3 separate regions of the Homo sapiens genome follow, and regions 2 and 3 are each linked to region 1. The links are chromatin contacts, found by Hi-C or POLR2A ChIA-PET in ENCODE. All regions are on one chromosome and are shown on one strand. Each heading gives the region's core, a stretch centred on a gene start or an enhancer-like site at or near the end of the contact. The rest is flanking DNA. Distances are from core to core; before and after follow the strand shown.

Region 1 (3,946 bases), core at 124-2,623:
CTCCTTGTCACCAATGCAAGAAAACTGGGAGCCATCCTACAGTTATTTTGTCCAGTGTACTCTACCTCCTGATCATTTTTGTTTCATTTCTGTTCCTTTCTCTTCTTCCCTTCTGCCACCACAACTACACTTTGGGATTATAGTAAATATTTTTCTCATTCTTTTGAGCAAAGGATTAGTTTTTACCTTATGATATTGTGAGTCTTAACTGATGAGGTTCTCTTCTTTGAATTACCTACTCTGATGCATGGAGTCACATGTGAAAGCTACCTATTAAAAAAAAACTATAGAAACCTGGCTGGATATGGTGGCTCACACCTGTAATCCTAGCACTTTGGGAGGCTGAGGTGGGCAGACCACTTGAGCTCAGGAGTTTAAAACCAGCCTGAGCAACATGGCAAAACCCAGTCTCTACAAAAAAAAAAAAAAAAAAAAAAAAAATTAGCTGGGCTTCGTGTCGCACACCTATAGTCTCAGAAACTTACTTGGGAGGCTGAGGTGGCAGGAACGCTTGAGCTCGGGAGGTCAAGGCTGCAGTGAGCTGAGATCTTGCCACTGCACTCCAGCCTGGGCGACTGAGTGAGACCCTGTCTCAAAAACAAGAAAAAAAAAATAGAAACGTATGCAATAATTTTCTGAACAAAGTTCTCTCTTGCTACTATCGTATTCCCTTAGGCTCATTTTAAAAAACTTGCTTTCAATTCTATTTTATATTACTCTACCCACAATAAACTACTTGCAGTTCCCTCAAATTTGCCAATGTGTGTGTGAGTGTGTATGTGTGTGTACATACCTGGACCATTGCCCATGCTGGAATGCCCTTTCTCGCCTCGCCTACTTGACAAATATCTATATTTTCCAAATCTCAATTCAAGATCATTTTATTCTTGAAATTATTAATGATACCTAACTTATGCCACCTCAATATGCCACGTACACTTTTTAATTTTTAACACCTATTGCCCTGATTTGCTTAAATATTTCTGTCCCTTCTGAAGTGTAATTTCTGTGAGATCAGAGACTGTATCTCATCTTTCCATTTTCAGTGGCCTAATAAAGCTGCATCTTTAGAAGTGGCTCATGGAATGATTCTACAAATAATAACTGTCATCCTTATGGAGCAGGTACCAGATGACAATAAACAGGCCAAACTGCAATGACATCTCAGCAAAGCCCACATATACCACTTATATATTTGGGAGATTTTCATAGTTTTGAAATGCTTTTGAATCTTTTTAAAGCCCTGTTTCTCTGCAATAGTAATAATAATAAAAAAAAAACTCTCAAAACAAGTATGCGTTACATGCTGGTTCCAAGAAGGAGGGAAGCTGGGGCAAACCACATCCTGCTTTCAAAGGAACCAACAAAGACCATGAGTAAAGCATGAGCTGAGGCTGATGAAGTGCACCTGTCCTGTGACAGTTCATGAGCAGTCAGCCTCTCATGAAAGTGGCAAGTTCTCTGTATTTTTACATAGCCAAGTCAGGCATTTCTAGGCTCATCTGTGGGACGAGGACACAATAGAGCAGGAAATGGCTTTGATGCTCCCAGTTTTAGTTTCCTAGGGCTGCTGTAACAAGACACCACAAACTGGGTTGCTTAAACATCTGTATTTGTTTCACGGTTGTGGAGGCTGGGAGTCTAAAATCAGCGTTGGTAGGGTTGGTTCCTTTTGGAGGCCCTAAGGGAGAAACTGACCTGGGCCGCTCCCCTAGCTTCTGGTGCTTGCTGACATTTTTGGCATTGCTTGGCTTGCAGCTGCAACCCTCCAATCTCTGTCTCCATCATCAAATGGCCCTGTCTCTGTGTATGTCTAAATTTTCCCCTTGTTTAAACTTTTAATTTTAGGTTTGTGGGGTACATGGGAAGGTTTGTTACATAGGTAAACCAATGTCATGGGAGTTTGTTGTATGCATTATTTTATCATCCAAGTGTTAGGCCAAGTACCCAATAGTTACCTTTTCTGCTTCTTTCCCTCCTGATGCCCTCCCCACTTAAGTAGGTCCCAGTGTCTTTTGTTTCCTTCTTTGTGTTCGTAGTTCTTATCATTTAGCTCCTACTTATAAGTGAGAACATATTGTATTTGGTTTTCTGTTCCTCCATTAGTTTGCTAAGGATAATAGTCTCCAGCTCCATCCATGTTCCCGCAAAAGACATGATCTTGTTCTTTTTTTATAGCTGCATAGTATTCCCTGGTATATAAGTATCACATTCTCTTTATCCAATCTGTCATTGATGGTCATTTGGGTTGATTCTATATCTTTGCTATTGTGAATAGTGCTGCAATAAACATTTGCATGTGTGTGTCTTTATGGTAGAATGATTTATATTCTTCTGGATATATATGGGATTGCTGGGTAGAATGGTAGTTCTGCTTTTAGCTCTTTGAGGAATTGCCATGCTGCTTTTCACAAGGGTTGAACGAATTTACACTCCTACCAGTAGTGTATACTGATTGTCAGAATGTTCATACCTCTTTCCGTAAATATACTCTAATGCAGTATAACCTCATCTTAACTTGATTATATCACCGAGGCTCTTATTTGTTTCCAAATAAGGTCCCATTTGTAGGTTTTAGGGGTTCAGACTTGAGCAAATCTTTTTGGGGATACTGTTCAACCCACAATGCCCCACCACACTTTAAATCTCCTTGGACCACAAGGTCAGCATATAGGCTTTTCCACTGCTTTGTTGGAGGTGGTGGTGAGAGTGGCAAAAGGTGACCATGACCTGAGAATCTTGGGGTTCTGGGTCATGAGTCATCTCCCCATCTACCTGCTTTTAGATGGATGAGGCTAAAAAGCATTATTTATTTACTTTTATTGTTTAAGGTTTCTGAAAATATATTTGAAGTAAACACATATTTTGAATGTAATAATTTAAATTATTCTAAATCATATGTTTGCTATATAAAGCATTAGAATCAAAAGTTTATATCCTTTTTAGTTTTTTTTGTTTCTTTTCTTTTCATTTTTTTTTTTTTTTTTAGAGATGGTTTCTTGCTATATTGCCAAGGCTGGTCTCAAACTCCTGAACTCAAGTGATCCTCCTGCCTTTGTCTCCTAAGTAGCTGAGATTACAGGTGTGAGCCTCCATGCTTGCCTCCTTTTTAGATTTTTAAATTATTTATTTATTTATTTAGTAGAGATGGGATTTCACTATGTTGGCCAGGCTGGTCTCAAACTCCTGACCTCAAGTGATCTGCCCGCCTTGGCCTCCCAAAGTGCTGGAATTACAGTCATGAGCCACTACACCTGGCCTGATTTTTAAAGAATTTAAATGATGTCTCAAATAATTTAACCACTAGAAAATTAAATCAATGTGCCAAAAATCATATTTCAAAAAATAATAAAAATAAAGGAGAAAATGCAATAGATAAACTGAAGAATTAGAAAATAATAGAGCAAGAGGGCTCTTAAAGATTTTTGTTTAGGTCAATAAATCCTGCCTTCCTCAGTGTGTAAAGTGAGACCCATTTAAACATTTTTTTCCAAAGTTACCCAGCTAATTAGTGGGCACAATTTAGACTATATTTCAAGTTTTTTTTTTTTTTTTAGATGGAGTTTTGTTCTTGTTGCCTAGGCTGGAGTGCAATGGTGAGATCTCAGCTCACTGCAACCTCTGCCTCCTGGGTTCAAGTGATTCCCTTGCCTCAGCCTGCCAAGTAGCTGGGATTACAGGCGCACATCACCATGCCCGGTTAATTTTTTGTATTTTTAGTAGAGACGGGGTTTCACCATGGCCCGGCTGGTCTTGAGCTCCTGACCTCAGGTGATCCGCCTACCTTGGACTCTCAGAGTGCTGGGATTACAGGTGTGAGCCACTGTGCCCGGCCTATGTTTCAAGTTTTTAAACTTCTATGTTGTTATTCTTTTCACTATATCACAGTACATTTTGGTCTTTACTATTAGACATTCTGATGGATCATGTCAAGGTTTTTTCTTTT
Region 2 (4,258 bases), core at 1,433-3,932, 5.0 Mb after region 1:
CATAAGAATAACCCCCATGATTCAGTTACCTCCCACTGGGTCCCTCCCACGATGTGTGGGGATTATGGGAACTACAATTCAAATGAGATTTGGGTGGCGAGACAGCCAAACCATATCGACCTATATTCAAATTCACCGGTTCTTTCCTCAGCTATGTCCAGTCTGCTGATAAGCCCATTGAAAGAATTCTTCATTTCTGATACGGTGTTTTTAATTTCTAGCCTTTCCATTTCACTTTTTAAGTAATTTTCCTCTTTCTGCTGAAATTCTCTATATATATTCATGCATATTGTTCACCTTTTCCACTAGCTTTATAAGCATATTAATTCTAGCCCAATATATGGGTCATTTCTGAATCTGGTTCTGTTTTACCTCTTGATTTTTTCTCCTCTCTGCTTTTTTGGGTGTCTTTTAATTTTTGATCAAATGATGGATATCACATGTAGGAGAATAGTAACAACTGAGGTAAATAATATTAATGTCCAGAAATAAACATGCCTCTTCTGTCCAGTCAATAATGTGGGTAGTTGAGTCAATCTAGTCAGGAGTTGTGCTGAATTTGGGTTTTGTTGTTGTTATCCTTGCCTTCACTCTGTACCACAGGCTTCATTCAGATTCCTCTAGCAGGGGGTTACTATTGCATTGTTTTAGTGTGGAACCTAGAGTGCTGGGGAGTTTTTCTCAGTGTCCCTCACTCAGCTTTTAGCAGTGTTTGCATGCCTGTGTTACAGAGAGGTCTCTCCCCACTCTTTTTCCTCCTCACTAGTTGACTGGTGTTGTCACTGGTGCTTGGCTTGTAGTGGGGAAAAGGGGTTTTTCACACTCCTGGTCCTGCCTTGGTTTTAGGCAGGCCCTGTGCACCTGAACCTTAGATGTGGGGCTTTCCCAGTATTCCTGACACTTTCCCATTGCAGCCAAATCCTTCCTTTATCTGTGGTGAGTCTTGAGTGAGAGAGGGTTTCCCAGCAGTAGCCAACTTCAATTTTCTATTGGTTCAGGACACAGAGCCCTAGTGTTTCCTGCTCCTGCTGCTCCCCAAAGGGCAGAAGGTTTGTGCTTCTATCTCTTCTCCAGAAGCAGGGGGTCTTTGCCAGGATCCTGTTGGTGGTAAAGCTTCCTGCCCTTCCCCCAGTGGATAAGGTTTTCATACAGAAGAAAAGTTTGGAGAGGTTAAGTGGAATTTCATGATTGTCCCCCAGTGACAGAACTATCACCTCCTAACATTCTTGTTATCTCCGGAAAAATATTTATTGCTTATAGAGAAAAATGTGGTGTTTCAATATAGCTTCTTTACAGATATTTACTAAGGATCTGTGATATAAATAGCACTTTAAATATTTAGTACATTGCTGCCTGCCCTTTTGTTTCTCCACCAGATATATCTGTAGAAAATACATTCATCATTCAACAACCCACCTGTTTATTTTAGCTACTTTCCATAGTGCCATCCAAAATTAAACCAAATCAAAATGAATGTGGTTAGGTACAAAAGCTGTCTTGCAAGAAGCAAGTGCACACCGCACCTGGGAATACAGGAAAGAATTGGATCAGGGCTCTGCTGTTTCTCTGAAGACAGGCTTCACTCAAGTAATGATGGTTTATTTTTAAAAACCATCCCTCTGAAGAGTCCCTTACAAGGAAATTTCTTAACTTTTTAAAAGCCATACATGGTGTACACATGGTGCCAAGTGCTTAAGGGCAGTTGGTTAAACCTTTCTTTGAGGGCAAGGAAAGCCTAGTCCATCCTACTCAGACTTTTAGGAAAAATGAGGCTTATCTATTTTTAACAGGATAATTTCTGTTACTTTGGGTTCTCTAAGATATCTCACCAAAAGACCAGAATTAGAGAAGACTGTCCTAGTTAAGTATGGAATATTGAGTCAAATTAATGGGTTCCAGGTCCTGTGGAGGGAATGTTCTTTAAAATATATGTATATCTCCTAATTATCAGTATTAAGATCATTCAGGTTATATGTTAATTTAAAAATATATCTATTACATTAAGAAACTTTTTTTTAACATAAGGTAATTTTAAGAGAACCTTGTCATGTTGGTGAAGGAACATTTTACGAGCCCCTCTGTACTCTGAAATGCCGTGTCCGAGATTAGACATACAAGTCAGTGTTACTTAAGCGGCCAAATTTCCAATTTGTTATTGCTTGTTACCAAATGAAAGTAAAAAGATAAACAGAAAGGTAAAATAAAGAAACTGGCTTTTATGTATTTTATTCACAAAAAGGGCGTTTGCCGAAGGACCTTCCCATTCACGGGCTGTCACTCACAGGTGCTCGGAGAATTCAGCCTCCAAATCCGCAGGTCACAGGTCAGCCAAGTTTTAAGAAACACTCCGGGTTAGCGACTCTTCCTCTCTGCAACTCCCACCCCTGCGCCGAGGGCAGCGGGACACGGCCGGGCGGTCCCCAGGGGAAGATGAGGCCCTGGACGCCCCGCGTGCGCTGGAGGCCCGGAGGCCAAGGCCGAGGCCGAGGCCGAGGCCGGGAGCATGCCAGCGGGGTCGCGCCACCGAAAGCTCCTCCGGCCTGGGCCCGCCGTGCCCCGAGGCCGCGGGCGGAGGCTGGAGCAACGAGCCCAACTCTCCCTCCGCCCCGGGGAGGCGGGGTCTCCGCCTTTCCCGCGTTCGGGCCTCACCGCCCCCTCCGCCTTCTCTGAGCCCCCGCGCCACTTCCGCTCCTCGCAGCGGAGCCGGTCCCCTAGGGCTCGGGTCGCACGGAGCTGACCCCTAACGAAATGGGGCCGCGCCAAGGGCGGTGGTGGCTGCTGCTCTGGCTGCCGCCCCTGGCCACACTGCCCGTGCGCGGGGAGGCGGCGGCGGCAGCGTTATCAGGTAACCCGGGACCGGCGGCGGCGGCGCGCGCGTGCGTGCTCGCTCCCCGGCTTCGCGGCTGCCCTGAGGGCGCGCTCTTTGGCCCGGGCGGCACCGCGAGGCCCACTGGGGCGGGCGCTCCCTTTTCTCGCTTTGGGGTCTCCCGGGCAGGCCCCGCCCGCCCTTCCTGTCTTACTGGGCTTCCGTAGTCTCTCGCCTGGCAGTTGGACATTTTGTAATTTTAGAATTAGAAGCAACCGCGCGATCCAGTCGCCCAATTCCCTCGTTTTACAGAAGCAACCGAAACTCAGAGAGGTTTTGATTTGCCCAGGGTCACACAGCTTGTCACTGGCACAGCTGACCCTAGTCTCCAGACTTTCAGCACACGGCCTTTTGTACAGTACATCAATGCGTGTTGAAATCCTTGTTATTTCACTATCTCGCATTCCTTTGGTCTCAAGACTAGAGAAGGTAACAGCTTCAGCTTCAGAATCGGAGCGAAAATTCTTCTGCCCCTGACTGTTGTGACCTTGAGCGAGTAAACATAACGGTCCCACGTGAGCGGCAGGTAATGAGGCCTCACAAGGTTCTTGTGGTGTTCGTGTGCACAATGCCTGGCACACAGGAAGCAAGAACTGGTAGCGGCTGCTAGCTGTAGGGGCTCGCCACGGAGTGGGCTTAAGATGCTGGCACACTGGGGAAGGATCTGGGAAGGACACCTGGGGAAGTCAGAAACCTAGAGTTCCAACTCCAGACCTGCCGCTAACTTACCATGAGCTTCACATTTCTGTTTCTTTTTTTTTTTCCCCTCATAAAATCTTTTAAAAGATTTCCTGGGTGCACTGTCTACCAACTTCCCTTCCTTGCTTTGGCTACCCTGGTTTCAAGGGAGGCTGCCAAGTGTATTCTTTTAGCTGGGCATGGCCCTCCCTCCGGTTATACCGCGGTTTTTTATCTAAGGATGAATGAGAGACTGGATGTTGATGAGGTCATTATCAGATTCTGCCACAGCTCCCAACTGAGGGAATCTTGCAGTGAGTTATATGTTGGGGAAGTGTTGGATTCCAGTTTTCATTGAAGAGAAATTTTTTGAGTGTTCAGTATGTGCTAGGCAGTGTTATAAGTGCTTTAACTGCAGTATCTATCATATTTAATACCCATAGAAGCCCTATGCGGGAAAGCACCATTTTATACCCATTTTACAGATGAGAAAACGAAGGTTTGGTAGTAAGAAATACAACAATTTTATGCTGGTGAAAAAATAAAACACAAATCTGTCTAAGCAGGAAGGTTTCTGGGCATGGCAACAGCGAGAAAATTAGAAGTAGCCTTAGACCAGCACCCAGCACCTTGGGTTCTAGACCACTCATTCCTTCAGCCACAACTTGTGGTATAACCTTGGTCCAGGCACAGAGTCTTTATGGACCGTAGTTT
Region 3 (3,838 bases), core at 722-3,221, 8.4 Mb before region 1:
ATCCTACCTAAGGCTGGATCTCACCTTCCACAGAATTGACACCGATGCTACTTTAATTCTCCTGAGCATAATACCACAACCAGAACTGCCCAAATTGGTTTGGCCTAGTTGAATGATTTTTATCAATACAAACAAACCCTTCCACGAATGGTACCAACGTTCTTGGAAGAATATCCAAAATCTGGAACATAGACTATATGGTCTGAATGGTCTGGCCTCTACTTTCCTTTCCAGCCTCACCTTGGACCAACTTGGACCAGTTGGTCATCTTGGACCAAGCTCAGCCTCTTCCCTCTTTGTGCTCAGGCACATCTGTCTGCTTTCTTCTAGTTCCCTAACCTTACCTCATTCCTTCCTGCCACAGGCTCTTTGCACTTGTTCCTTCCATGGTATGGAACGTTCTTCCCTACCTTCATACCGTTCTCCCCATTGATTGCTACCTTGTCCTTGAAATCTCCGCTCAAGTGCCACTTGCACAGGAAAGACTTCAATGAACCCTGCTCCTCAGCTACACCTCCACACCCACCCAGTCTAGTCAAGCTCCTTGTTACATTCCCTCATATAATTGAGTTTTGCCTGTAATTATCATTAATCAATGGGATTATTTGATTAATATATCTCTCTCTACCATGCAGTTACCTTCCAAAGAACAGGGGTTGACCTGGTTTTGCTCATCCTTGTACATACACCATCTGGCACAGTACCTGCTACCAGGCAGGTGCTCAATGCTACATGAGTAAATGGATGAATGAAGAATGAATATAAATTCCAAAGCTGCTCATGTCATTCATGCCGCTAAAGGACTTCATGAGATTCTAGAAAAGGCATAAACCAGCAAGTAGCCCAAAACTGTCCTTGTGCTCATTCTACATTCCTCAATCCTCTTAACTGCACTTAACTCACTTTGAGCCAGCACAAGATGAAACATTTGATCAATTTGATTTCATTTTTTTTTCATTTTTTGTAAGAACAGTAAGGTCTATTTTTTTGCCACTGAAAAAATGTATCCCTAGATAGGATCATACCTACTAAAAGTTCTGCCTTCACTTTTAGTTTATTTGATTATTTAAGTTATTTAATATTACTTAACTTTCCTTTTTTCAACCTCAAGAATAGGGCTCAGTGTGAAAGAGAAAACAAAAGTAGTACAAATTATATACAGTAAAAAGCAGCAGAAACACGTGTATTAACTTACATTGTATGTAGCATTATTTAAATTGTCCATATAGAGTCTGCTATATGCCATTCAAGAGAAGGAATCAGGGACTCCAGAATGATCTTTTTTGTAAGGTCTACAGGGGCTAGGAAGTATTTTTACATTATCCTTTCCTCCTTGGCTTTTTAGGGTGAACTCTGATACTTAGTGTCAATAAAAACTCTATGGTGCCCTGGACATTTCAGATAACAGATCATCCAGGTAAGATTAAAATCAAAATCCTTCTTTTCAAAGACTTCCCATTTTATTTTCTACCACAGAAAGAATTCCCAGTCCAAATGCCAGAGCTATTTAATTTTCATTCTGTTGACACAAGTCATTTTGCCTTTCATCTTTCTCTAAGAACAGTAAGCCACTCTGCTAGTTTATCCACTGACAGGTAACTCCAAGCAGGTAATTTAAAAATTTAATGGTCTGATGAAACATGTTTTTCATCTCAAGACACAGTATCAAAGGCAGCAATGCAAACTCAATGCCATCCACAGTGACATGAGTGACATGGTGCCCTTGGCCATATCCTGAAACTATTCCTACTTTCAAAAACCAAAACCACTGTCTTTTGGGTGCGTAATTTTTCTACCTTTGCTTTTTCTTAATGTTTACTTGAATTATAACTTAATAAGAAATATTCAATACACCACTTACCTGTTAAAACTTTAATGCGCAAGCAGAAGAGAAAGAAATACCAGAGGCCTGACTTCATGTTTGCCAGAAACAGTTAACAGTCCTCGCGTTCAGTGTTCAAAGCTGACAGTGAATTCAGGCTCTCGGTTGTTTTCTATTTGCTGGAAAGGAAGTGGGTTTTCTGGGAGTTTATGTAGTGTCACGCTTACCATCAAATCAAGGGGGTGTTTCTTCTTTGATGCCAATGGCTATATGAAAGGCATTATTGCTTATGACATGAGTTAAACAATGCATGGATTATTGATGATTTTGAAGACAGAGGAAAACATTACCCTTATTCTGGTTCCTATAAAACAAGTTAAAGAGATTATGCCTGTATTTTTCAGAACCACCCTACTTCTCTGAATCAATAGTTATGGGGGTTAACAGGACCTAAAAATACTCACATGATGAATAAAACATATATTTTGACACATTTCTATCTTATGCTAGGTGCTCCAGAGATAAGAAAGCCTTTGAAATAGGACAAGAAACAAACAAAATTATTATAGAAATTGAAGTGAAAAGATCTGAAAGAAGAGCATCATAGGAATCTGAGAAATGATATTTATGTGGCATTCATTGTAGATTGCAATGTTTCAAATGATGGGGTCAGTTTTAAACTAACTTAAACCCTGCTCCTCATATTACAGCAGAGTCTGTAGGAACCAGGGATTCCTCACCTACGGCTCAGTGAGACCAAGAATGTTTAAAAGCCTGCCGTGGTCTCCCCATCCCTGCAGGGAGGTAAAGTAGACAATAACAACAATAACAATAATAATTACATAGATAATTATATGTATATGTACTTAAATGTTTTATATGAAATAATATATCTTAATGCAAAATGTAAAAAATTAAATGTAATATATTTTATATATAAAATATACCTATTTTTATATATGAATATAGCTAATATTACATTTATATTATGTTTTATATGCATGTAAATGGTTACTGTTTGTATATATATTTACATTATAACTATAGTTTATACATACATTAACTCATTTAATCTTCTTAATCATCCCAATGGTGACCACTAATCTCCCATTTTACAGATGAGGAAAACTGAGGCACAGACAGGTAACGAACCTGGCCCAAGTCATATAGTAAGTGTCAGTGCTATGATTTAGAGAGTCTGGCTCCAGAGTCCTCACTCTTAACCGAAGCAGGTAGAACCACCAATACCAAGGCCTGCTGATCCCTCCATCCAGAAGTCTGAACGCGCTTCCAAGATGCTAGATCCAGGCTGGACTTCCCTTAGCCTGCAGAAATGACATTTAGATGAGAAGCTGAAATCAGCTGGCCAGGGAAACCAAGGTGTGAGTCCAAAAGGTCCAGGCTCTGAAACAGATTCCAGGTTTGGGGCTTTAGGCCAGCCACTAGGAATGCCAGACCACAGCCAAGGGGTCTGCAAGGTAAGGAGGAGGCTGATCCTGCAGGGATCCCCCTAGCTGCTGAAGCTTCCCCTAGCTACCTTCTGTAGGGCTCCTGGGTCTCAGCAGTGGGTGTGAAGGAAGCTGTTTGAGGGACTGAGCTAGCCTGAGAAGTAGAGCCTGGGCTGCCAGGACCCCTGGGACCTTGCTACCCCAATCTCCTCCCTTTTCACTGTACTCCCCGTAGCATCATGAGGAAAGGCTTCCAGCCCCACCGGCACTGTGCTAGAGTCCTTTCCCAGCACACAGGCAGGCAGTGGAGAACAATTGACTTCTTCCAACCTAGGTGAGGCCTAGCTCTGGAACTGAGTATGGGGAACTTTAACTTCACTTGAGAAAAGCTGTCATAAGTTCTAGAGCTCAGGGCTGTTGCACAGAGAAAAATACAAAGCAGAAACCTAATAATAAATATGCAATGAGGACATAGTGTGTGCCAGACACGGGGCTCCACGTGCATTGTCTGATCCCGTTCTCAAACAACTCAGCGAGGGAGAGTCTGTTACTTATTCTCATTTCATAG

The links. Hi-C counts contacts between places; a loop is a spot of excess contacts on that map. ChIA-PET counts read pairs that join two places held with the same protein, here RNA polymerase II (POLR2A). Pooled maps may share reads with other maps.
Region 2: a pooled map shows a loop between it and region 1 (4-fold over the local background). The contact joins the promoter of NEMP2 here to the enhancer-like site in region 1. A Hi-C loop is called at or near these places in 5 of 50 pooled maps. POLR2A ChIA-PET finds 5 or more read pairs at or near these places in 3 of 52 experiments (B cell, activated B cell and naive thymus-derived CD8-positive, alpha-beta T cell).
Region 3: POLR2A ChIA-PET joins it to region 1 with 6 read pairs in CD4-positive, alpha-beta T cell. The contact joins the promoter of ICOS here to the enhancer-like site in region 1. POLR2A ChIA-PET finds 5 or more read pairs at or near these places in 2 of 52 experiments (CD4-positive, alpha-beta T cell and activated naive CD4-positive, alpha-beta T cell).

The regions. Positions count from the first base shown.
Region 1 is chr2:195,557,223-195,561,168 of GRCh38, reverse strand. No RefSeq gene overlaps it. Among named protein-coding and RNA genes, the nearest start is that of LINC01827, 15 kb to the left of the region's middle. RefSeq lists an enhancer at 1,509-1,558. Within about 2 kb of position 1,373, at least 13 of the 41 ENCODE cell types and tissues checked have a DNase peak (open chromatin) inside an H3K27ac peak, as active enhancers do; they include B cell and CD4-positive, alpha-beta T cell, where a contact is called at or near this core.
Region 2 is chr2:190,533,146-190,537,403 of GRCh38, reverse strand. NEMP2 (nuclear envelope integral membrane protein 2) reads left to right here and starts at 2,682. Exons shown (of 9, transcript NM_001142645.2): 1 at 2,682-2,845. The coding sequence starts at 2,749. It overlaps NEMP2-DT (NEMP2 divergent transcript), which reads right to left and starts at 2,566. Exons shown (of 5, transcript NR_183903.1): 1 at 2,283-2,566. RefSeq lists a silencer at 2,369-3,018.
Region 3 is chr2:203,934,896-203,938,733 of GRCh38, reverse strand. ICOS (inducible T cell costimulator) reads right to left here and starts at 1,971. Exons shown (of 5, transcript NM_012092.4): 1 at 1,862-1,971. The coding sequence starts at 1,919. It overlaps LOC101927840 (a long non-coding RNA gene), which reads left to right. Exons shown (of 4, transcript XR_427213.4): 2 at 1,346-1,417; 3 at 2,533-2,626.